Regions from separate parts of the Homo sapiens genome. Here region 2 is linked to region 1. Evidence: read pairs that join two places in POLR2A ChIA-PET (ENCODE). Cell type or tissue: Caco-2. All regions are shown on one strand. Links, peaks and the distances in the headings refer to the core of each region. The heading gives the core; the rest is flanking DNA. Region 1 has its middle 63 kb from the start of NECTIN1-DT. Region 2 overlaps LOC124900303 (a long non-coding RNA gene).

What was found. Peaks named below come from ENCODE experiments on the same cell type or tissue, not always from the same donor. Only the 100,000 strongest peaks of a DNase experiment are listed, where the experiment ranks them.
Region 2: POLR2A ChIA-PET joins it to region 1 with 10 read pairs; 2 of 35 experiments call an interaction of 5 or more read pairs at or near these places.

Annotation. Positions count from the first base shown.
Region 1 is chr11:119,784,218-119,800,755 of GRCh38, forward strand. No RefSeq gene overlaps it. Among named protein-coding and RNA genes, the nearest start is that of NECTIN1-DT, 63 kb to the left of the region's middle. RefSeq lists enhancers at 1,964-2,787, 2,788-3,610, 4,028-4,565, 11,424-12,045. In Caco-2, for the core only: no CTCF peak of the experiment used is centred there; a DNase peak (open chromatin) is centred at 7,044.
Region 2 is chr11:119,643,337-119,651,336 of GRCh38, forward strand. All of the region lies in intron 1 of LOC124900303 (a long non-coding RNA gene), which reads left to right. It also overlaps a transcript of NECTIN1 not described here. Among named protein-coding and RNA genes, the nearest start is that of NECTIN1-AS1, 63 kb to the right of the region's middle. RefSeq lists an enhancer at 6,578-7,145. In Caco-2, for the core only: no CTCF peak of the experiment used is centred there; no DNase peak of the experiment used is centred there.

The DNA.
Region 1 (16,538 bases), core at 3,865-11,864:
AACTTCTTGACTGTGGCCACATGAGAGGACTTGAGCCAGAACCACCCAGCCAACATTCTCTCACAGCCTGTGACTCACACAAACTGAGATGATAAACATTTCTTTGTTTAAGCCAATAAGTTTGGGGATAATTTGTTACACAGCAATAGATAATGAATGTATCCCAAACTTGTTTGTTTTCCTCAGGTGTTTGGCAATTTGCAGGAAGGATTTTAACTCACTTTCCATTTTCTGCTAGGGGGAAATCAATGCCCATGGTGGCTGGGGCCCACCCACCTGTTTCATAAGGACCTGGGAGGCTGAGAGGGGGGCCGTGTTACCACTTCCTCCTCCAGCGGGTGTCATCCTCCACCTTTCTGGCCCTGCGAAGCAGGGAAAATTCTCTGTCCTAACCCTAATGCCAGCCGCAGCCTCAGCCCTATCTCCTAGGCACATGTGTTATCTGAAGGCCTTCAGCCGTGTTCACCCCAAACCCTTTTCTTTAGTTGAAAGAAAAGGGCCTCAGCTCTTAAAGCCTCCACAAAGCCTCAGAGGTTCCTTGGACTGCTGGGTTACATGCTGAACCCGATGGATCCCAGCAGGCAGGGGTGTACATGGCAGAGTGGAAGTCCAGTGGGGGAAAAATACAGATAGAAGTCAGAGAGCTTTAGTTATGCTGCTCGTGAGGTCCCGTAGAAATTGCACAATTTCTTTTACCCTTTTGGGCCTCTGTTATCTCATCTGTAAAATGGGGCCTATAGTATTTGTCCTGTGTACTTACAAGATTGCTGTGGGATCAAATGAGAAAATAAATGTAAAAGTGTTTCATAAACTATAAAACACTTGACAAATGTGAGGATCAAAAACAAACGATTACAGAATTGCAGGTTTAGTCATCATTTGATCTAGCATTTTGTGAATACTTGCTATGCACCAGGGCTTCACATGCATTGCCTTATTTAATCTTGACAAGCTATTGCTGACAAGGTGCTATTATTTCCATCTCCCACTTTTGGATTAGGAAACCAGGGCTCAGTGAGGTGAACTGACTTGCTTGAAGCCCATGCACCCATTGCCACATTTCCTAACCTGGGCCCTGACATGAATGACCACTCCTTGAAGAATTCAGAGAAATGGTGAGGCCCGTGAATAGCCCTGGGCTCTGGCCCCTTAGTTCCTCTCCCTGCTTCCTCCATCTGTCTGGCAGCTCCTCACCATCCTAAGTGTTTCCTTGGAGGCAAGACCCAGCCGAACATGCTTTATCTTGGGTGTGTCCTGGGGGAGCAGGAGCAAGATGTCTGCATAGCAAGCAGCAAACTGGCTCAGATTCTCTCAGGAACCATAAACCAAGCCCTGGTTTAGATGTGGTTTAGAACTACAGGAGGAGGCTGGGTGGGGTGGCTCATGCCTGTAATCCCAGCACTTTGGGAGGCTGAGGTGGGTGGATCACCTAAGGTCAGGAGTTCGAGACCAGCCTGGCCAACATGGTGAAACCCCGTTTCTACTAAAAATGCAAAAAAATTAGGCAGGCATGGTGGTGCATGCCTGTAATCCCAGTTGCTCGGGAAGCTGAGGCAGCCGAGATTACGCCACTGCACTCCAGCCTGGGTGACAGAGCCAGACTCTGTCTCAAACAAACAAACAAACAAAAACTATAGGGGGAGATTTGGTCTGTGAGAAGTTAAAAGCTCAGTTTGCAGCAGATAAGTTCTGGGAGATGGTCCCAGAGAGAGGTGGGTATCCATTAGCACTTGCGGCTTTGAAATCAGTGGTTTCCTGGGGTGGGGGATGGGGAAGGATATAAGGGAACTCTCTCAGGTGACGGAAATATTATGATGGGCTGGTGGTTACACAGGTGTACATGTTTGTCAGAATTCATTTTCTATACTCTTAAAATGGGTACACTTTATGTAAAGTATATGTCAATAAAAGTAATTTTTTAAAAAGGCACTTTTTCTCTTCTGAAATGAAGATAGTTTCTATTACTCAAATAAACAGACCTATCATTTGAACACGCACACACAAAATAAGACAAAAATGGGTGTGATTAGATATGTGTGTGTGTTTTCTTTTCTTTCTTTCTTTTTTTTTTTTTAAGAAAACCCCCCTGGCCTCCATCTGGAGACAAAATTGAATGGGAACAGGTGTTCCCATTCACTCGTGTGAGAAATTATCACACGAGTCCAGGCAAGCCAGGATGTCGGTGTGGACTCCAGTGATGGTGTGGATGGAGAAAGGGAGACAGAGGAACTGCTGGGACATGGAGCTTCCTTCCCTCTGGTCTAGGGACTATCCTTGGCCTTCCGCTGGGCTCAAGGTTGGAGACTGGTCCCAGGTGAGACCAGGGGCTGCAAGGGAAGGACTCACATTCTGCCAAGCGCACATTTGTGGGTAGACACGCTTCCAGGCCTCTGCCCTTGCACTCCTTGAGCCCAGGCAGCCGACAGGCACATGGGCCTTGCCTTCCCTCCTGCTGCCATGCTTGCTGGCTCCCTAGCCCAGCCACACCTCAGGCTTTTGCAGCCTAGAGGACTCGGGTGTGAATCTGACCCCCTCCCTTGTCAGCTGTGTGGCCTCAGTCAGTGGCAGTCCCTTGAGCCTCATTTTTCTCATCTGTAAAATGGCAACAACAGCCACAGTGCCTGCAGGGTGCTATGTAGATTGGCCGAGCCTAAAGGCAGAGGTAATTCATACCATTCCTGCATGTCACAAATGCTTGGCCTGATGATTTGCATTTCACATTCGCTCTCTCTTTCACTTACACTCCAAAATTAGCAGAAGGTGCAGCAGGGAAGGGTAATTCATTTCTCTACAGAATCGGTCACTTGCCCGGAGCACCCCTTCCTGTCCTGGGGTCCCCGCACCTGCTCTAGCCCCACCTCCCTTCTGGCCGGACCCTCCTGGGTTTGCCCAGGAGCCCCACTCACCTTGCTCGAGTGGGCATCAGCCCACCCTTCATCCTGTGCTCGTGCAGGTGGGCAGGGCTGGAGGCGCAGAGCACAGCCCACCCATGGAGGGCCTGACTCCCTCATCAGCCCATCCTGTAGGATTGCACCTGGTCCCCAGGAGCCAGGCCCGCTCCCAGCCCTCCTGGGAGGCCAAGGTAATTGGCTCAATTAATCAGCTCAATTAGCACCTTCTGGGTGAGCGAGCAGCTCAAAGCCTGCCCAGCCTCAGTCAAGGGTGCCCAGCCTGCCATCAGCTGCTGTGTGCCAGACCCAGTGCTGGGCATGACAGTAGGGGCAGAGGGCTCCCTGCCCCTCCCTAGCCCCCACCAGCCACTGGGGTAGGGGTCAAGCTACCAACAAGAGAGCACCTCAGGCCTCTGTCCTTGGAGAGGGCTCCCCACCACTGCCTGTCCTCGTCCCCACCACTCCCCTGCCAGTCCCTGCCAGCTCCTTTGTCCTTGTTGGGTCCAGCAGCCTCCCATGCTGAATCCCCAGTCTCTGCTGGTCTCTGCTCTGGGACCCTCGTTGTGCATTCAGAGCTCAGCTGTGGTGGGAAAGGTAAACTGCTCATCCCTGATTCCTGTTCCCTGCCCCCTGCCAGATGGATATACAGATTTTTTTTTTTTTTTTTGAGACGGAGTTTTGCTTTTGTTGCCCAGCCTGGAGTGCAATGGCGAGATCTCGGCTCACTGCAAACCTCCACCTCCCTGGTTCAAGCAATTCTCCTGTCCCAGCCTCCCAAGTATCTGGGATTACAGGCGCATGCCACCACGCCCAGCTAATTTTTGTTTTTGTTTTTTTTTTTCAGTAGAGACAGGGTTTTCACCATGTTGGCCAGGCTGGTCTTGAACTCCTAACTTCAGGTGGTCCATTTCACAGATAAGGAAATAGACTCACAGACATTTGACATCTCACATCACAGCACACAGCAAATAGGTGGGGGCTGGGAGGTTGTGGGGGCCTACTGGGGTCTGGAGTGCCCCAGCCCCAGGGGAAGCTGCCTGGGCCTCTGGTCAGCACCCTACATAGAGCGCTCCCCACCATCCTCACTGGGTTGGCTGAAGATAGAGAGGAGGAGCCAGGGCCTCTGCTTGGGGTGAGATGGGAGATGGGGGAACAAAGGGCAGAGGAGATACTTTCTCCTCCGGACACTTTTGCTGAACGTGGCAGCCAGGGGCCCTCTGTGGCTTTCGCATCGATGACTTATGACTGGCTGCACAGGTGACCCGTTAGCAAGGCCTTCTCTCCCCTCTGAGTGGGACACAGACCCCAAGTCTGGCCACCCCTGTATCTGATTCCGGTTTCCCTATCCAAAGAGGCCCAGATGGCCCCTCAGCCTCCTCTCCTGAATCTCTAACATGCAGCTGAGTCTTGGAGGTCTAGGTACACAGCCAGGGAGATGAGGTGGGCTGCCCCATGTGCTGGCCTTGGTCCCCGACTCTCCCCACTCCTTGGCCATGTCTCCTTTATCCAGAAGAGGGACCCTGGACCCCAGTCTGTGGAGAGACTCTGACCTCCCCGGATGCTGGCTGCCTGGGCAGAGTGGAGCAGAGAGCAGGCAGTCCCCAGGGAAGGAGCAGGCAGACCCTGCAGGGCGAGAGCCAACATGGGCGGGGGTGATGACGTGGGCCCTGGAGGTGAGGTCCCCTGGGGTGCCCACAGAAATGGTCCCCATGTGTTCCTGCTCTCCCAGGTGTATTCTCTACCCTCAAACTGCTGCTTCTTCCCAAACTTCAGAGATCTACCCTAGCGTCAGGACAAGGAAGCAGAGTGGCGAGGATTGTTTGGTTTCTTTTTTTTTTTCTTTTTTCTTGGGGGCTGGTTGGGTGAGTTATTTCTCATCTCCTCATGTCCCCAGGAGTCCTGTGCCCCGGGCCGGTGGGATGTTGACAGCTCCTTTGGTTGTCGAGGCGGCTGGGCTGAGCACATGGCGGCATTGGGAGGGCCTGCAGGAAGACTCATTTCCTGACTGACTGACAAACAGAGGTGATACAATCTCTCTCATCCCTTCCCCGGGGAGCCCGCTTACAGAGGAGTTCAGCCTGAGCCATCTCTGCCGTCAAACGCACCTCTCTGTCCCATGGAGATAAACTCATCACACTCGAAGGCAGGCAGGGAGGCCTGGGAGGGCTGTCGAGGCTGGCGTGTAGGGGGCACCACCACCCACGCACCTGCCCGCCTCTTGGCCCTGCTCTGGGTGCCTGGCGGCTGTCAGGGTGGAGGTCTTACCAAGAGCACTTCTCTCCTCTCCTCTGTCCTTCACGAAGGTCGTGGGAGGATGGCTGATGGTGGGGCTCCTCGCCCGTACTGGAGGAGTGGAGGGGCAGGTAGGAAGAGGAGGGGGTGAGCTGTCACCCCGGGAAGGGAGACAGAGACAGACAGCAGCTCAGCGTGCATGGGTCCACATGGCAGGCCCCTCTCTGGTCCTCTCTGGATCCCTAGCTGAGGGTCCAAGTCTGTCCCCGGGAACTGGACTGAGAGTTGGCCTTTCTGGGCCTCTACTTACCTCAACTGAAACATGAATGGAAAAGTAGGATGGCAACTTTGAGCTTTTGGGGGTCATGGATCCTTCTGGAATGAATGTGACAAAGGCGACAGACCCCTCCCTGTCCAGAGGCTCACGGTGCATGTGCGGACACGGGCGTGTGTGCACACAGGCACTTTGGCCTCCTATCTGTGGGTATGCAAAGACCCCCCAAAGGCCCACCACAGTCTCCAGCTCAGTAGTGCTAGACTCCATGGCTTCTGGTCTTGCCGAACATGTGTGCGCTGTGTGTGTGCAGCAAGACTGCTAAGGAAGCTGGGAGGCCTGGGCTGGCTGGGAGTCTCAGGTTGGCCTGGCCCAGCCTTGCTTTTGCTGATGGCATATGTGTGTGCACAGGCTGGGGTTGGCATGACTCCAACCCCAGTGTTGACACTGACACTTGCCATCAGGGCTTGTCCCCTCTTTCTAGCCACAAATCCTTCCAGCCCCCTCACACTCATTCCTGGTGGCCACACTAAATGTCCCACGGGCCATAGATATGCATTTGGGAGGTTGAGGCAGCTGGGGGCCTGTTGGAGCTGTGCAGGAGGCGGGGCTCTCTGTGGGAGCTAGAGCAAGCTAGCATGGGGGCTGTCACCATCCTGGGTGTGTCCCCGGCCCCGGCAAGACAGAGCTTGCCTGGGCTCCCCCTGTCTTGCCCTGAATTAGAAGATGACATTGCCGGAGAGACTGGACACTTTGAAAAAGCTCCTTGCTTTCTGAGCTGAAATCTGTCCTCATCTACATCATCTCTCTAATCTTTTATGAAGGGACAGTAATGGAAATACTGTTAGAGAACGCCTGCTGGGTACCATGTTTTTGTTTAATTCTTACAGTGACACTACAAGGGAAGCCGACCCGGAGCCCAGGCACAGAGGCAGGGAGGGGCTTGCCTGACACCATTTGGGACAAGAGTCAAACCAGGTCCATCTGATCACAGACTAGTGTCGTTAGCCGTGCACTGTCCCAGGAGCTTCTGTGGGGACACCAGGGAATGACTGAGGCCACACTCGGTCACCCCACAAGCTAGTACCATCACACAGATGCCGACAGGACAGCAGAATGATGGCATCAGACTGAAGCTGGAACATGAAGGCAGAGGCCCAGCACCGTGTGTGCATGTGGTGGGGGGTGTGCACACTTGCATACACACACACACACGCATAAGTGCATATCTGCATCTATTCTTGCGTTTGCATATGTGTGTATTGTGTGTGTGCAAATCTCACTTGAATACTAAAGAAAATGTTAATACCCAATTCTACAACCATATATGGTACTGCAGCTATGCCCCCTTAAGAGGAGGGAGAGAGGGCTGCCTGGACAAATTCTGGGGAGGCTTCTGGGAGGAGGGAGTGCTTAGGCAGGGCGTCAGGAATTGGTGAGGATCAGGGCTGCAGCTAAGAGTCTTTTTGTGCACGACAGAAAGCGCGTCCAGCAAAGCCCAGCTCAGGGCCCTTCTGGCTTTCATTTCAAGCTTGGGCTTTTTGTTTGGCTAATCCAGATCCTCCTCTTCCTGGGCCTTGTGTGTGTGCACATGTGGGCAGGGGCTGGGGTGAGGACAGGCGTGCTTCCAAGTTGAATGGAGGTTCCTCCCTTGGGGTGCTGCAGTGGTTGAGGCTCCCTGCCTGGTCCTGTCCAGACCCTCCTGTCCTCTGACAGCCAGAGAGTCTGCACATCCCTCACTGGTGCAGGACGGCTGGGGCAGGAGGGATGCACGGAGCTCCAGGAGTGCAGGCTACTGCCCTGACACTTGCCCCACTCACTGTCTGGGCACCCTTAACCAGCTTCCTGCTGTGAGGACCCTGCTGCTCACTGTGTGTGAGGGTGAGTGTGAGTGAGTGAGAGAGAGAAAGAAAGAGAGAAACGGAAATAGCTTGAGGGCATCTTGGTGTGGGGACCCTGGATGCGAGAAGTGGCTGACATGGAAGCTGGACGGTGGCCCCCTGCCCTTTCCATCCCTTTCTCTGGTCTGGACTGAGTGAGCGTTGTGTGGGGCCCCCCTTGCTTGGTTGTACCTCCAGAGGCAGCCTGGACCCAAGAAGGCAGCTCATGCAACCCCAGCCACAAAGCAGGAGGGCCCTTTAACCAGCCTCCCGTGTCCCTGCTCCCCCTCCCCTCCTACTGATACTCCATAACCTCTGCGTACAGCAAACCGAGGGGACAGGAGGCCTCCCGTGGAGCTGAACTAAATCCCACATGCCACAGCCCAGGAAGGCTTTTCCTCGGAAGGCACCGAGGCCCCAGGACTAGGAGCAAGATTGCAAGTCTCCTGTCTCCCCCATCTCCTGTGGCTGTGTGGAGGCTGGGCTGGGCTAGCTTCCCAGCTCAGTGGGTGGCTGAGAGTTACTCAGCTTCATCTCTATGAGCAAACAGCAGTGGCTCAGCAGGGAGGGCAGAGTGGGGCTGGCCCACCCTGAGCTTGTGTTGCCAAATTTGTTTGTGTTTATTTTGGTTCCTCTGCATGACATGGAAACAAATGTGCTAGGTCCCCCTTGCTCTGTCGGCTCCTCAGTGGGTGGTGACAAGGGAGCTCAGGCCTACCCCTTTCTTCATAGAGAGATTCCCTCACTTCTGCCCTGTTTCCAGTTCCCTAAGGAAAGGTTGGGGCTGGCGGGGTGTGGTGGCTCATGCCTGTAATCCCAGCACTTTGAGAGGCCGAGGTGGGCGAATCACGAGGTCAGGAGTTCAAGACCAGCCTGGCCAACGTGGTGAAACCCTGTCTCTACAAAAATACAAAAATTAGCTGGTGTGGTGGCGTGTGCCTGTAATCCCAGCCACTCGGAAGGCTGAGGTGGGAGAATCACTTGAACCCAGGAGGCAGACGTTGCAGTGAGCCAAGATTGTGCCACTGCACTCCAGCCTGGGTGACAGAGTGAGACTCTATCTCAAAAAAAAAAAAAAAAAAAAGGTTGGGGCTGCGGTGCAGGGATGGGGAGAAGCCATGCGGGTGGGGCAGGAGTCAGGAGGCCAGGGTTTCTTGCTAGCTCCCTAGGATTTTGAATAACAGGGGCTCCCATTTAATAAGCACCTACTAAGTGCTTTGCATTCATTCACTGAGACAGACTTACTATTACAAATACCTACTGTCAAGCTTGGTCCTGGGAGTACAGCAGTAGCAAAAAAGAAAAAAATCCTTGCTCTCATGAAGTGTATCTTTTATTGACCCTATGATAGACAGGGATTCTCTCCTCATTTTACAGATAAGGAAACTGAGGCTCAGAAAGATACCTGGTTTACTGGAAATCACTCACCATGGTCCTCTCTGGGCCTTGAACCCTCTTCAGCCTCCGTTTCCTCCCCCTGTAAAAATGAGGAGTCAGGTGAGAGGAGCTCCTGGCTCCCTTCCACCTCTAATTGTCTATGTGGAGGGGCTGAAATTTGGAGGGAGCATTTTCAAGGGGTACAGATGTGTGCCAGTGCTTGAAGAAAATGGAGGAAATGGCTTGGCACTGGTTTGGAGTGGGCGTTGAGCCTGGGACACAGCTTAGTGGCTTGTGCTTTTGGGGGCCAGGCCCTACTGCTCTGAGAAAGTCCTCTCATCCTTGAATCAACAACAAAATTCTCCCAGAGAAGAGGCTCTACCTTTGTTCTGGCCCCCTGCATTCCATGCTGTGCACCACGTCACCCCTTAGCTAGGAGGTCCCAGGCCCCTGGTTCTTAAAGAGAGAAGCTACAGGAAGAATGTCTGCCTGGGCCGTCTCTGCTTCTTATCCCCAGCCTCCAGCTCCAAATCCAAGGGCCTCTCCTTCCTGAATTGACCTGGTGTGGGGCAACTGGCAGTGAAAGGCCTTGCTTGGAACCCCCATGGGAATGGGTGTGTTCTGCTCCCAGGGTTCTTCCAGCCCGCAGAGGCATTAAGGACATGTGGGGAGGCCCACACCCTGACTCACTTGCATCCACCGGGCCCACAGCTGAGCAGTTAATTAGGAGCACAAGGGCTTGGGGAGCTCATAGACATGACTTGGAGGCTGTGGGGAGCCGAGGAGAAAGGTGCGGCTTTTCCACCTGAGGGATGAGAAGGCTGGGACACTGAGTGGGGTGAGTGTGTGGGGTGGCAGGGGGCCGGCAAAGGGAAGGCTCAGTGCTGCCCTGTTCTGGTGGCCCCAAGGTTAGCACAGAGCAGATGATCTGAGCTCCACAGTGTCAGGGTCAGACCGGAGCAAGGGCTCCCTGGCTAGAGAGCTCCTCGTGCTGAGCTGGGTGGAGCTGTTCCTGGAAGGTCTTTAACATTGGCTAAGCCCCGAACACCTGTGGCTATGAAAGCGCAGCTCAGCTGGGGGAAGAGGGCTGGAATTAGTGACCCCTGCTCCTTTCTGACCTCAGTTTCCAGGATTTTACCTCAAAACAGCATTGCCCACTTATTAGGAAGGACCAGTATTGGGCAGCTACTCCCATGGTGATGGGGTTCAATGACCTCTGACTCCCTCCTGTGCAGAGAGGGTCAGAGGGTCATTTCACCCACTCCTCTGCCTCTGCCTCCACTGCCCTCCAAGGCAGCCCAGAAACTCACCCGCTTTTCCAGAACCGCCCCCCACCCCCAGCCTTGCCACAGCTCTTCTCCTACCAGCTCTTCCATTGGGCAGTTCTTCTTTGGGTCTGCCCTGCAGCAACACCAACTAGTGGGGAATCCCCTGGTGAGCCCAGCCCTCCCCGCCGTTGGGGGTCTCGGGAAATGTATTGCTTGTGGCAGCGTGTCAGTGGGTTTGGAGTGGCACGGCTGGGCGGGCCTGACAGCAGAAATTGGAAGCCGGCTGCGTTTGACAGGTATATTATTCCCGCTGCCCTCGATTTATTTACCAAACAGCATGCGGAGCCCCAGAAAGCTCCCGGAAAGAAGGAGGGAGTGGAAGTGGAGGGGCTCTGCAAGGGAGGTCAGGTGGCCTCCGTGCTCCAACATTGGCACTGTGTAGGGAAGAGGAACGGGGAGCCGGGTGGGTGTGGGAGGCTGGGGCCCCCAAGAGAGCTCACCCCAAGTTTCTCCATCTGGCTTAGAGCTGCCTGTGGGACTTTCCTTCCAGGCCTCAGGAAGAGGGGCTTCCCAAGCATTTTGGGTCCAGGGCCAGGGGTTCTCGGTCAAAGTCAAGTGAGGGGCTATGTCTCAGAGGTGGTTTAGGGCAGGACCCTGCCATGCCTAGTGCACAGGGAAAGAGATGGAGATGCTGAGGAGGGCAGGGACCCCTCAGCAGGTGCCTGGGAAGAGCAGAGCGGCTATGCGTGCTGTACAGGTGCAGGTGCCCATGGGCACAGCCAAGGGGTGAGTGAGGTCTGAGCTTGAGCCCATGCTCTGGTTGCCAAGTAGGGCACATGGCACAGAGCTGTGTTGACCTGAAGAGAATGCCTCTTTCCAGTTGGTACAAACATGCTGTGTAGGCCGGTGACCAGCTATGAGGATAAGCAGAATATTTGAAGCCACACAGACAGGCATCCCTGCCCACCTTGGTTCATACAACCCATGGGACCCTGGAAAGGGCCCCCGGCATCTCTGAGCTTTCCTTTCCTCACAGTAAATGATAATAACCAAAATGCCACTTCTTGGGGCTATTGAGAGGAATAAATAAGATAATCTGCATAAGAATGCTTTGTAAGCAGTAAAACATATAGCTTTTTAAAGGGCATGTAAATGAGTATTGAGAAAAGGCAGCGTGAGCATTGCCGCGCGCATTCAGTGCTGGATGGTGTGAGTCACCGGCTGTGAGGCTGGGAATGTCTGAGTGTGTTTGGCAGGTCAGGTGGGGTGTATGTTGGAACGTGGGTGTGGGACTGTGTCTGCCCAGATGTGGATTTGCTCTGAGTAAGATGAGGAAACTCATCAGAAAAGTCCTTGGCTGCTGCGGACGGATCTGAGAGTGTGCGGCTGGTATCTGAGTGTGACCGCAGGCTGGTGTGCACGTGTGTACCAGTGAGGGTGTGAGGATGGGTGCCTGACTTTGCAATGGGCATGGCGAGATTGTGATTGGGCATTAGGAAGGCACAGGCCCATGGATGCAAGTGAGTCAGGGTGTTGGAGTCAGTGTGCAAGACCATCTGCAGGGTCAGGGGTGTTTAGTGTGCACATATATGGCATGCACACACGTGCACACATGCACACATGCACAGTGAAAGCAGGCTTGGCAGTGTCAGCAGTATACCTCCTACCTCTGAACCTGATGCAAAATTCATGGAGCATAGGATTCTAGAAATGCAGAGAAGGAGGGGGAGGCAGGCCCCTCCGGAACAGTGAGTCACAGGACAGCGAGGGGCTGAATGTAGAATCCCTTCCTCCCCTCATGAGCTCTGAGGCTCAGAGAGGCTGCCTGCCCATCTATTTCTTCCCAGCTTCTGCTCTGGGGCCTTCCTTGGGATGTCATAATGATCCATATTCTGTAACACATCAACGCTGGAAGTCTAGCTGCCCTTGGCCAGCGCAGATGCTGGGGAGTGGAGGCAGGGGAGAGAGGGAAGCATTGGGACCCCCCAATGGTCCCAATTCATACAGGCCTCTGGGCCCCATCAGATGAGCAGGTGATGGTACCAGGGCAGTGAGGCACCAAGGCATCTCTGGAATAGTGAGTACCCCCATGGTACTGGGGATCACAGTGGTAATTGGGGAGCAGCACCTTGAGTTGGGCAGTTTCCAGGGACCTCAGACAAACCTCTGTAGGCTCAGCACCTTCTTCTCTATGGTGGTCAGGCTGGAACGGAGACTCGGTGGAAGGTTCATCTATACCTGCCATTGGCCACTTTCCTATGATGGGGCAGGGCTCCTGGGCCTGACAGGGCAGGAGGACTTCCGGCCCCACACCCCATCCTTGCTCTAATGCTGGCATCCAGTCTCTGACTGTGGATCTGGCTGGGTTGTGGGGTGGGGCTGGAAGGGCTCCAAGATGAGCCAGGCGTGCTGACCCCCTTGGAGGAAGGCGCTGCAGAGGCCAGCAGGGGCACGCAGCACACCAGCTGGGAAGGAGACAGGAGCCCAGAGGGGCAGGGGCCCTGTCACGTCCATTTACACTCCATGTGCTGGAACTCGGCCCTCTAGGGAAGAGGAATGTGATGCCAGAGAGGCTGGGGGACATCTGTCTCCCCAGTTCAGGCCAAGACACACTCACTCATTGCTTGAAGCCCCATGGCCCTGTTCCTCCTGGGTCTCTAGACCCAATGGTTCCCTGTGTCCTCTCCCTCTGCCTGGCTGCTTGGCCATAGAGGCCATCTGCAAGCTTCCTGTTGGGCTCGGCCTGGGCAGTGCTGTATTTGTGTCTCTCCTGCCTGTCTCTGAACCAGCCTGCCTTCCCCCACCTCTGTCGCTGCCTTTCCCTCTGTTTCTCAGCCTTCATCCCTGCCTCTCTGTCCCTGCCCTCATCCTCCCCTCTCTTCTCTCTTCCCCTCCCCTTTCCTTTCTCCCTCCTTTTCTAATCTTGTCTCTCTCTGAACCTGAAGTGCTTTGGCATTAAATCCCATTCCCCATCCTCTCTTTAGATCCTCCCTGTGCCTCGGAAGGGTGGTAAATAAAGCGAGAGAGAGGCCGGGGAGCCAAGAGCCTTAAATGCTCCTCTCTGCACTGCCTGCAGCCCTTGTCTCCTGATGGGGACGTCACAGCCCCAGAGAAAAAGGGGGCTCCTGGGCCTCATGCCATCGTGTGCACAGGCACACACATGCACACACACGCCATGCTTTTGTGAGGAGGGGGAGGAGGCCTTCAAGTGGGAAAGAAAAGAAATCAAAGCACTCCCGGTGCTTCGTTTACATCAGGCTCTAAGTAGGTGGAGGGGAAGCAGAGGAGGGAGGAGCTGGGGGCAATAGGTCACACACGTGGCAGGAGGACTCAGCAGGGCAGGCACCTCGAGAGATCAGCCCCCAAGCTCCTGATCCTGAGGCTGTCAGCCTGAGATGGAGGGGTTGGGACCAGCCAGGCTGACCTGAGCACTGCCCGCGCCAGCCCCCAGACCCCTTAGCTGAGAGCTCAGAACCCTTCAGAACAGGCCCTGCCTTCCTCATCACTCCTGCCGTCCCCAGCCTGTATGCATGCCCCGTCTATGCGCCTGTCTTTTTATTGCACCTCACTGACATAGGATGCAGAGTTTCTAAAAACCCAAAATACACAAATAAACCTCCCCCGACCAAACACACACAGCTTGGGAGTCGGACAGCCAGGTTGGACCTGGGATGGGCTGCCATAAGCATACCTGGGCAGCCCGGTGGACAGCTCCACTCCCCTCTTTGTTTCTGGCCACCCAGCCATCTTCCCTTTGGGAAGTCAGCTCTCTGGCTGTCCCTTTTCCCATCCTGTCCTAGCCTTTTCTCAGCTGTGTTGGCCCTACTTTCCTGTTCCAGGGAGCAGGGGAGGTGCTTGACCCAGCCTGGCCAATGAGAGCTTTCATCGCCTGGACATGCAGATTGGTCCAGAGTCAGGGAAGTCAGCTTTAGAACATTTGCTGGGAATTTGGGGAAGGGGCTCTCTTTCCCCTGGCATTGCTAAACTGGTGGAAATATACCTGAAGCTGCTTTTTCACCACTCAGGAATACTCTTCCTGAGAATAAAGCCAGCACAGGACAGCAGGGCGAAGCAATAGAGAAAACAGATACTCAGTAACCTTGATCGAATGAATGCCTGGATACAACCATGTCTGAAACAATAAAACCATATTGTTTTCCTGGACTGCTCACTTATGAGAGCCAATTACTTTTTTCTTCTTGCTGAAGCCAGTTTGACTTGGGTTTCTGTCTCTTGCAAAGTAAGGGGTTAACTAATATAGAGAGGCAACTAAATTTCTTTGAACTTGAGTTTTCTCATCTGTAAAATTATCTCCCTTATGAATTCTAAAAGGACCGACTGAAGGCACTGAAGGATGCCTCGCAGGCCTGCTGTAAGGAGCACAGATTACTTTTGTGCAAAGCCTTTGGCCATTTCTATCTCACATGATCCTTTCACGAACTCTGGTAAGGTCTTAGGACTGTGATCATGCTGTCCCACTTTCAGAGGAAGAACCTCGGGGTCAGGATTGTTATAGGTGCCAGGGAACTTCTGTTAACCCCCAGATCCATGGCCATCCTCTGTCCCTGGTCTCTGCCCCAGGGAGCTGATCTGCTAGGACTGAGTCCACCAGACCCTGTGTCTCTGGATTCCCACTGGGTTCTGCCAATGGGAAGCCCCAGCAGGGGATCCAAAGGTTGGAGGAGAAGTCAAAGCATTTCTTCCCCCATATCCCTCTCCTGTGGTCACCTCAGGCTGGCCAGGTCCATTGACTGGAGGTCAGTGCTACTCACGTGGTGGCCTCTCTTTCTGGGTTCTGGTAACCACTCCCTTCCTTCGGACCTTGAGGTGTTAACAGCCCTGCTTCTGCCTACACCCTGCCAACACATTTATAAAATGTCGTGTATTAAACTCTTCCTGATTGTGAGCCATTGATATCCCTCGGAGACTGACTGACATTGGGTCGCCCAATGTCATCAGCTATTTGAATTCAAGTATGTAGGTTTTGTATCCTGTGTTTTTTGAACTCCCCGGCATTACCCACTGCTCCTGGGACCTCTCACAGTCCCATCTTCCGCTAAGGCCCAGGTGAGCCACACTCTCTCCCTGAAGCTTTCCCAAGTCCCCATCCTCCTGCCTCGTCCTTGTCCAAACCATCCTCTCCCGTCCCTCTTTCCCTCTGTACTCTGTTCATATCTCTATCTATGGGTGTGGGTGCCTGCCAGATGCCTGTCTAATCTTCCCCAGGTGCAGGGGCCATGAGTCATTCCATCTGTCTCTCCAGTGCCCAGCACCATTTCCCTCAGCCTCTCAGTGCCCAGTCTAGGAGCTGGCACATAGTAGATGCTCAATCTACCATGAGCATCTATTCATAGTAGATGAGTTGGCTGAATTCAATAATAGAACCTAGAGTCACTCTCTGTGATGGGGCCACAGGAGCCTCTGCATTAGTGGTGGTCTCTGCCCAGAACACCTTTCCTTCCTGTGGCTGCCCAGGGAACCCCTCCTCATCCTTCAAAACTCAGCTCAAGCAATCCCTCCTCTGGGAAGTCTTTCCTCACTCAGAGGTCTGGCACCAGTGGTGCATTGTATGGTTCTCCAGCTACTCTTGCCTGGCTCTCTCCTGTGTGTCCAGGCACCCCAAGAGCAGGCTAACTCACATCAGAGCTTCACACGGCACTGACGTGAGTTAGCCCTGCTCAATTCATGTCACCGCTTCTTTGCTAGGGGAGCGGTGTGGCTCGTGGAAAAGTGGCATGTGGATCTGGCCACAACTCTGACCAGAAGTCTGACCTCGCCTGACCTTTCTGAGCCTCAGTTTGCAGGTATTGCCTAACACTGTGCTTGGTGCATGAGGGTGATCAGTGGATGGTCACACAATGAACAGCTGTGGCCATTTCTTTTACTTAAAAAGATCTCCTTGTCAGGGTATATGGCAACCCCTAATGTATCCATCTGTGGTAGCTCCTGCTTGAATGCTGGGCTCACTGGGAAGTGGTCTGCCATGATAGTGTGGCCTTGGAGAGCAGCCAGCATTTCCCCTAAGAGCAGGAGACACTGCTCTTGTATCCAAAAAGGAAGGTCTGGGACAGATAATTGGAACAAGGAAGTCCCACTTGATGAGTAAGACTGACAGCTTGGCCTGCCTCTGCAGGTGCTTGGGTATCTGGAAGGTGTTCCTTGATGGCAGGGGTGGAGCTGGCGCCTGCCTTGTGAATGGCCCTAAGAGCCACCACTAATTGAGCGTGTCATGTGTGAGCCCTGTGCTTGGGGTTTAGCTCTCATGGCACTGTTATGAGTAAGTATTTTTGTCTCCACTTTCCAGAGGAGGAACTGCATTTTAGAGTGATGAAGTAGCTTACTGAGAGCCAGGGTCCAAATTCCAGCCTGGCTCTAATGCTTATGACCACAGCTGAAGTGGAAACAGAGGAGACCAGAGGGGGAGACCCTGTAGGCACCCCCAGCCCCGACAATGAGCCACTGTGGTTTGTAAATCCAATCACCTGGCTACCTGTGGTTCAGTTGTGAGTTTGTCTATGGGCCCCTGTGTGGCTGAGCTATAGGGACCCAATGGGAGGCTCATGTGGCTGGGCGTGGGCCAGAGTTACAGTGAAGCAGGCCCAGCATGAAGCCTGAG
Region 2 (8,000 bases), core at 1-8,000, 140 kb before region 1:
GCATATTTGATCCTCGTATTGAGCCTGCAAAATGAGATAATGTTATCCCTGATGAGCAAGATAAAGCTCAGAGAGGTTAAGTAATTCGTTCAGGATCGTCCAGATAGTCAGTGGCTGAGGGCACTGGGATCTGCGCCTGTGTGCTGTTCTCCCTGCCTCAGGCTGTGGGGTCTTAGTATTTCTCATCCCTCACTTGGCATGGGCCTGCCATCCCCCTTTTCATCCCTTATCAGACATAGCCCTGCCTACCCCCTCCCTGAATAGGGGGGCCCTGGTTGCTTTGTCTCTGAGCCTCCCCTTGACAGCTGTGAGGAAGGGGCCTGGTGCTGGCCCCAGCCAGAACCCTGGCATTGAGCCCCCAGACACTCTCTGGTTACACCGTGACAAATTGGTTCCCCCGCTCCCAGCTCCGCAGGCTTGAGGGCAGGCCCAGTCACCTGCAGGCAGCTGGGTCTGGCTGTGAGCCGGGAGAGCTGGAATCAGTGTCGGGGGGTGGGGGTGGGGCCTCCAGGGAGCACTTATTGCCCACCAGGCTCCGGGCTGGACCCTGTCCTTGCAATGATCCTGGGAGGTTGGCTATGTGCCTCTTGCTGTACTGCAAAAGGGCAGAGCAGTCAAGTCAGCAGTCCAGGTCCCACAGCTAGGGCCGCCACAGCTGGACTTGGGTCCAGTTGACCACTGAAGTCTCTGTCCTGTTAGTCATCAGGGCCTGGGCTCCTCTCAATGGCTTCCCTGGGAGAGCCCGCACTCGGTCCTGGCTCACGCCGCAAGGATGGCCTCTGGGGGTCACACCAGTGACACTCCCTGGGCCTCAGTTCTCTCACCTGTCACATGGTGACAGTGCATCTGGTTTTCCTGTCCCTCAGACTGAGATAGTGAAATCCATGGTTAGGGGGTAAACACAGATGGGTTCATTCTGGGGGCTGCAGGCCGCGTGCTACTGGGGCTTCTCTGCTCTTCCAGGAACAGCTCTACTGGATTCACTGAGGCCTCGTGGTTTGGGAGCCCGAGGAGCTTTGGGTCACACCCAAGTAGCCAGCAATCTTCACCTGCTTCTCCCGACCACCCCCCTCTCAGCCAGATGTCAGTGTTCCTGCACCCCAGGCTTCCCTCAGGGTGGGAAGCGAGCCCAGACATCCAGCTTCACGGCGTGCTCCCTTGCCCTACCTGTTGTTCCTCCTTCAGTTAGACAAACGTGTGCCTCACACTTCTATGTGCCAGGCATTGTGCCCGGTGTGAGGGGCTTGCCCCCTGGCTAATGGAGGAGTCATACACGTATGCAAATAAGTATGCTATTTTGTGATTCATGCTGCAAGAGAGGTCTCTTCCCACAGAGCAGGGGGCCTTCTGAACAGGGTTTTGATAGCATAGTAGGAGTTCACCGCGAGAAGAACATTGTAGGCAGAGTGAGGAGGGCTACCGGGGCACGTGTGTGAAATGTGGGGTATATGAGGGAAATTCCAAGTATTGGATATGGCTGGGAAATGGGCTGCAAAGGGAGAAAGACAAGGAATCAGGGGGCTGGGAGGAGGGGGCAGAGCATGCTCAGAGGTTTAGATTTCTAATAGGTGATATTAGGTAATAGTAATGCCCTCTCTCCTGCCGCCTCTCCCTGGGGACACAGACACTACCTTTCTCATGAGCTGGATTGATAAGGGCTGTCCTGGAGTCACCTCCTCCAGAGCTCCCCAGGGCAGCCACTTGGCACTTCTGCCCCTGAAGCTGTCCTGGGTTGGTCTGCCCTCTGCTTGTCTCCTCTGATGCAGGCCACAGGTGTTTGCGGGGAGCCAGGAGCTCAGAGCAGGCTGGGTGTTTGGACTTGGTGCCTGGAGGTCAAATTGGCTGGAGGAAGGGCTGATTTTACCACCCAGGGCCCATCCAGTGGCTGAGTCTGCCTGGCCATGTCTCCAGCCCACGTGTGCTGGACTGACCTTTCCCCCAATGACCAGAGAGGCAAGGGCTGGAGGCAAGTCTTCCTGGCCAACCCTCCTGTGTTCGGAAGGTCTGGGGCAGACTCCAGCGGTCTCACTGCTGGGAGGGCTCCCAAGTCTTATCTGAATGTCATTGTTACGTTGAAACCCAACTGTGAGAACCCAGGACCCCATCCACAGGGACAGGAAGCTTCTGACTTCATAGGCTGGAGCCAGGGGACCTTGCAGGCTGGCAGGACTTCTGGCACACCCTTCATGCTCAGGGACCAACAGTGGCCATCCCTGCACTCCTGTAGCGTCAGCATCCAGGCTAAGCTCCTCAGCCTGTCCCCCAAGGTCCAGTCAGGCCCATGTTTTGTCCCACACATGCCTTGCTGGGTGTTTCCAGCTTTCTCTGTCTCCGTCTCAACATCTCATTTCCATTCCATCGTCCCAGAACTGCAAGCTGGGCTGGCTGCCGCACCGTCACACGTGGGGGTTGTGGGACTCTCCCCTTCCCTTGCTCAGGAGGGGACATACCCCTCTCCTCCTCAGTTTAGCTCATACAGGAGGGAACTCTTTCAACTGCTTTCCTCTGAGCCAGGGTGGTGAGGGAACCCACCTAGAGACTCAAAACCGAAGAAGTCACAGAGTTCTTTCCTTGGCTCAGACTCAGCCAGGCCTCTGTCCTCCCCTTCTCTTAGGCTATAGGGCTAGGAGGCTCAACCCTCTTGTCTACAGCCTGAGGTGGCCTTCGGTGGGCTCTGCGCTGGAGCTGCTGGGAGTCCCCTGCCTCCTGGCCTTTTCCTTGAGTTGGGCTCCCGGTCTCTTCCTCTAGCCTGGACTGGCTTGCATTTCAGCCTTGTGTCTGTTCTGGTGGGCCCCTCAGTGCAAAAAGCCTTTTCTCCTTGGCCACACAGAATTTGCTCTGGTTCTGAACTCAGGTGGAGGTCATCTTGAAGTCCCATTCTTCAGACCTCCTGGATGGAGGCTGGAGGCCCTGAGCTCTGCAGTCCTGCCCTCTTTCCTCCCTTGCCCGACTTCCAGTCCATCTCCCTGGAGCTGATGTAAAGTGCTTAGTACAGTGCGTGGCACATAGTCAATATGTAATACGTGGTTGCTATTTTTGTTATTAGCTGTTCAATAAACAGAAATGGATGAAGTTGCTGCTGACGGTAACGGGGATGATGTTGGCCCATCCCCCCTCCGTAGAATCTCGGCTGCTTCACCTGTGCTGGCTCTCTGGGCCAAGTTAAACCCGTGGTCACATTATCATAATATCAATTATAGGTTTCATGTGCTTTTACTTAAATTATTTTATTTGATGCCCCCACCCCTTTGAGTCTGTTGACAGATGGTAACTGGAGCTCAGAGAAGGTTGGTGAAATGCTCAGGGTCACACAGCTCACTGATGAGGGAGGTGAGGGAGGAACCCAGGCAACCTGGTTCTCAGTGCAGTGCCTGGGGCCATTTTCATGCCCCCCACTGCCTCCATCTCTCAGTTTATCTGCAGAGGAAGATAGCTCAAGGTTGAGCTGGCCACCTTCTTAGCTGTCTAATCTTGGGCAAGTCACTCAAACCCTTTGAGCCTCAACGTTTTCGTCTGTGAAATGAAATAAGAGCAGGACTGTTGTCGGCCATGAGTGAGGTAATACTGCATGTTAAAGCATAGTGGCTGTGGACAGTCGGTGCCTAGTGAGGGTTGGTTCCTGAGGGCAGGGACATGCCTGCTCCTGTGGCAGACCTGCCAAGCAGCTGAGGCTCGCATCCCTGATCTCATCCTGCCTGTTGGCCTTTCTCGTGCTGGCTCTCAGCTTTCCTTAGTCCCTTCACCATCACCATCCATGGGCCACACACCCCCAACTGGTCTAGGCCTGTGCAGGCCTCAAGATGAGGGGCCAGAGCTTGCGGCGCATGTGTGTGTGTGTGTGTGTGTGTGTGTGTGTGTGTGTGTGTGTGTGTGTGTGTGTGTGTGTGACTGTGACCCCCTTTGGAAAGGGTTGAGGATTGTCACTTCCCACTTCACCTAGGATGTTCCCTCTATCTGGAATGCTGTCTCCAATGTCACCAGCACCCCTGCCCCACCACTCCCTGCCCTCCACACCTTGAGTTGTCATTAGGAGTAAGAAGGAACCTGAGCAAGGCCGACTCTGAACCCCCTCCAAGCTCAGGCCCAGCTGGAGAGAGTTACTGGGATTTCACGCACATTCCTGAGGGGAGAGGGACTATCTCCCTGTTAGGGACCCTGCTGCGCAGGGACCTGACCCCCAGTCCTCTTGGAGGGGGTGGCTGATCTGTCACACACCCAGCCTGCCCACCTCCTCTGGGTGCCCTCTTCCCTCTCCTAGCTCCTAACTCTTTCCTCCCTATCTGCTTCTCACAAAGATCTTCCTTAATGGAGGGGGTGGCGGGGGGAAGCACCAAATCTGCAAAAGCACAAAGTGTAGTGGGAAAGTCATGACTGGATTCTCCCCTCACTAGCAGTGTGACCTTAACTGTGCTGAACCTTAGTTTTCTGTAAAAGGGAGAAAAGGGACTGGGCGCGGTGGCTCACGCCTGTAATCCCAGCACTTTGAGAGGCCGAGGTGGGTGGATCACCTGAGATCAGGAGTCTGAGACCAGCCTGGCCAACATGGAGAAACCCCAACTCTACTAAAAATACAAAAAATTAGCCAGGCATGGTGGTGGGTGCCTGTAATCCCAGCTACTCAGGAGGCCGAGACAAGAGAATCACTTGAACCTGGGAGGCGGAGGCTGCAGTGAGCTGAGATCGTGCCACTGCCTTCTAGCCTGGGTGACAGAGTGAGACACCGTCTCAAAAAAAAAAAAAAAAAAAAAAAAAAAGGGAGGACGGGTAGAAATAAATGAGGTAAGCACGTGAGAGCCTGGCACTGAGCGGCGCCCAGAAATAATAGGAATAGGGTCAGGGTGGGGTGATGGTGGTGGTGTGATGGTACTGGTGCAGTGGTGGTGGCAGTGATGATGGTGGTGATAGTGGTGGTGATAGAGGTGGTAATAGTGGTGGTGGTGATGGTGGTGGTGATGGTGGTGGTGGTGGTGATGGTGGTGATGGTGATGGTGGTGATGGTGGTGGTGATGCTGGTGGTGGTGATGCTGGTGATGGTGGTGATGGTGGTGGTGGTGGTGATGGTGGTGATGGTGATGGTGGTGGTGATGGTGGTGATGGTGGTGGTGCTGGGCCAGCTGCATGAAGATGAGCACCAGACTCTTCCAGCACCAGCAGGATACTTCATCACCCACCATGGCTGAGACCTCCTGGAGCCACTGTCCAGCACCCAGCAGGACAGCTGGGCAGAGCAACGGGCCTGAGACTGTTTCTGTAGAAACGAAACATCACTGGTTTGGGGTTATTGTGCCCTGAAGAGCTCTAAAAACAGCTATGTTCCAGGGTCCCAGCCAATGAAACCCCTGGGGCAGAGCCCAGGAAGCTGCCTGTTTAGGGAGGGCTGTGGGAGTGTCTGGGGTCTTTGTCAGGTCTCTCCAGCCCCCTTCCCTCCCTCAGTTGCTGGCCACTGCACAGGGACTCCCCACACCCAGGAGGCTTCCATTTTCCCTGAGGGTGGGAATTCCAGTGGGTCTAGGTGGCCCTGAGGGAGCCTCCTCTCATCTAGGCTGGCAGGGCTCCGACACTCCTGGCCTCCCTTCCTGGGGCTTGGGTCTGAGGCTGGGGCAGGAGGGCATGGGTGGCAACAGCACTAGAGTAGACGAGTGGGACTCCTGCCTCACTGGCACTGTGTGCAGAGTCAGAAAGATGTGAGTTCAAGGCCAATGGAGACAATCCCTGGGCATCTGGGAGCTGGGCCACAGTGCTGGATTCAAAAGCAGGCTCCAGGCCGGGCACGGTGGCTCATGCCTGTAATCCCAACACTTTGGGAGGCAGAGGCGGACAGATCACGAGGTCAAGAGATCGAGACTATCCTGGCCAACATGGTGAAACCCCGTCTCAACTAAACACACAAAAAAATTAGCTGGGCATGGTGGCGTGCGCCTGTCGTCCCAGCTACTTGGGATGCTGAGGCGGGAAAATCACTTGAACCCAGGAGGCAGAGGTTGCAGTGAGCCAAGATTGTGCCACTGCACTCCAGCCTGACAACAGAGTGAGACTCCATCTCAAAAAAAAAAAAGAAAAAGAAAAAAAGGCTGGGTGCAGTGGCTCACGCCTGTAATCCTAGCACTTTGGGAGGTCAAGGCGGGTGGATTGCATGAGCTCAGGAGTTCAAAACAAGCCTGGGCAACATGGTGAAACCCCGTCTCTACTAAAAATACAAAAAAATTAGCCAGGCATGGCAGTGTGGGCCTGTAGTCCCAGCTACTTGGGAGGCCGAGACAGGAGAATTGCTTGAACCCTGGAGGCGGAGGTTGCAGTGAGCCAAGATCGCACCACCGCACTCCAGCCTGGGTGACAGGGTGAGACTCCGTCTCCAAAAAAAAGAGGAATGTTACCAGGAAAATAAGAAAAACAGGAAATATAAAAACACGGGAATGGCAGAGTTTCTGGAGCACCTATTTCTTCTCCTGATATAATTGATCATCCAGCTGCAGACTCACTAGAAATCTGTCAAGGTCAGCCCCACCAGCAGAGTTGGGCTACTCAGGAGGAAATGAAGTTCTGGCCACTGAGGGTTTCATGTGTGTCCGTGTGAAGAGACCACCAAACAGGCTTTGTGTGAGCAACAAGGCTTTTTATTTCACCTGGGTGCAGGAGGGCTGAGTCCAAAAAGAGAGTCAGCGAAGGGAGATAGGGGTGGGGCCATTTTATAAGATTTGGGTAGATAAAGGAAAATTACAGTCAAAGGGGGGTTGTTATCTGGCGGGCAAGAGTGGGGGTCACAAGGTACTCAGTGGGGGAGCTTTTGAGCCAGGATGAGCCAGGAGAAGGAATTTCACAAGACAATGTCATCAGTTAAGGCAGGAACGGGCCATTTTCACTTCTTTTGTGGTGGAATGTCATCAGTTAAGGCAGGAACCGGCCATCTGGATGTGTACGTGCAGGTCACAGGGGATATGATGGCTTAGCCTGGGCTCAGAGGCTTGACAGAGGTCTGTGCTCCTTCCCAGTGCTGTGTATTCTACAACTTCTCCAGATCACTTCTGTTCTACAAAATCATCTTCCATAGCATCTTTTCCAGGAAGTCTTTCCTCATGAGCCCGGCCTGCCTCTGATGACGCCATTTGATACCAAACACCGTTCCCACGAGCTCAGGTTTCACCCTACCTGGGGCATTTGCTGATACATGGGTGTACAAAAACTTGTATGGGGCCTGGGATCCCCTGTGGAGTTAGGCTGGTGCAGTCTCCTTCCTCCTTCCCTGATGCCAGGGCATATATGGCTCTGCCCTTCACAGTTTCTACGGCAGCAGGCAGAGGGTAGGGTTGCAGAGTGGTTAGAGACACGGATTCTGGGGCCAGACTGCCTAGGTTTAAAGCCCAGCTCCTCAGTGGCTAACTGCGGGACTTTGGGAAACTCTCTTCATGTCTTCATGTCCCTGTGTTGGGAATGATAGTAAGAGTAATAATACCTACCTCCAGGGCTGGAGGTGAGGATTCAATGTTATAAAGTATGTTGAACACTGCCTGGCACTTAGGGAGTGATATTGTTAGTCTTAGCTGTTTTTAAAATCTCCTGAGTCACTTTGTAATTTCCAAACATCATATAAATGTAAAGAATTCTTACTGTTGTTAGGCTCCTGGGACTCAATTTCCCCATTTGAGAGTTGGGGAGAATGATCTTTGAGGTTCCATCAGGTTCCAAAGGTCTGTAATTCTTGGATAGGTAGTTAGACCTCTTGCTTGGGGTTTGCATGAGTTGAACTACAGGGACAAAAGAATAGGGCGTGGAATAGGACACCCATGAGCCCAGGCTTTGGAAGGGAGAATTTGACCTCTGGGAGGTAACAGCAGAAAACAAGAGGAGGCAGAGTGTTTCAGAGGGAGAGCCTTCCCAGTCAGGGAACTTTGGGTACTGTCCTTATCCCAGAGCCTGCAGGAAGGCCAACACCAGCCAGCTGGGGGCTCCAATTCCCATTGGGGCTTGGGTGTGTCTTCAGAAAGAGTATCATGTGAGAGACC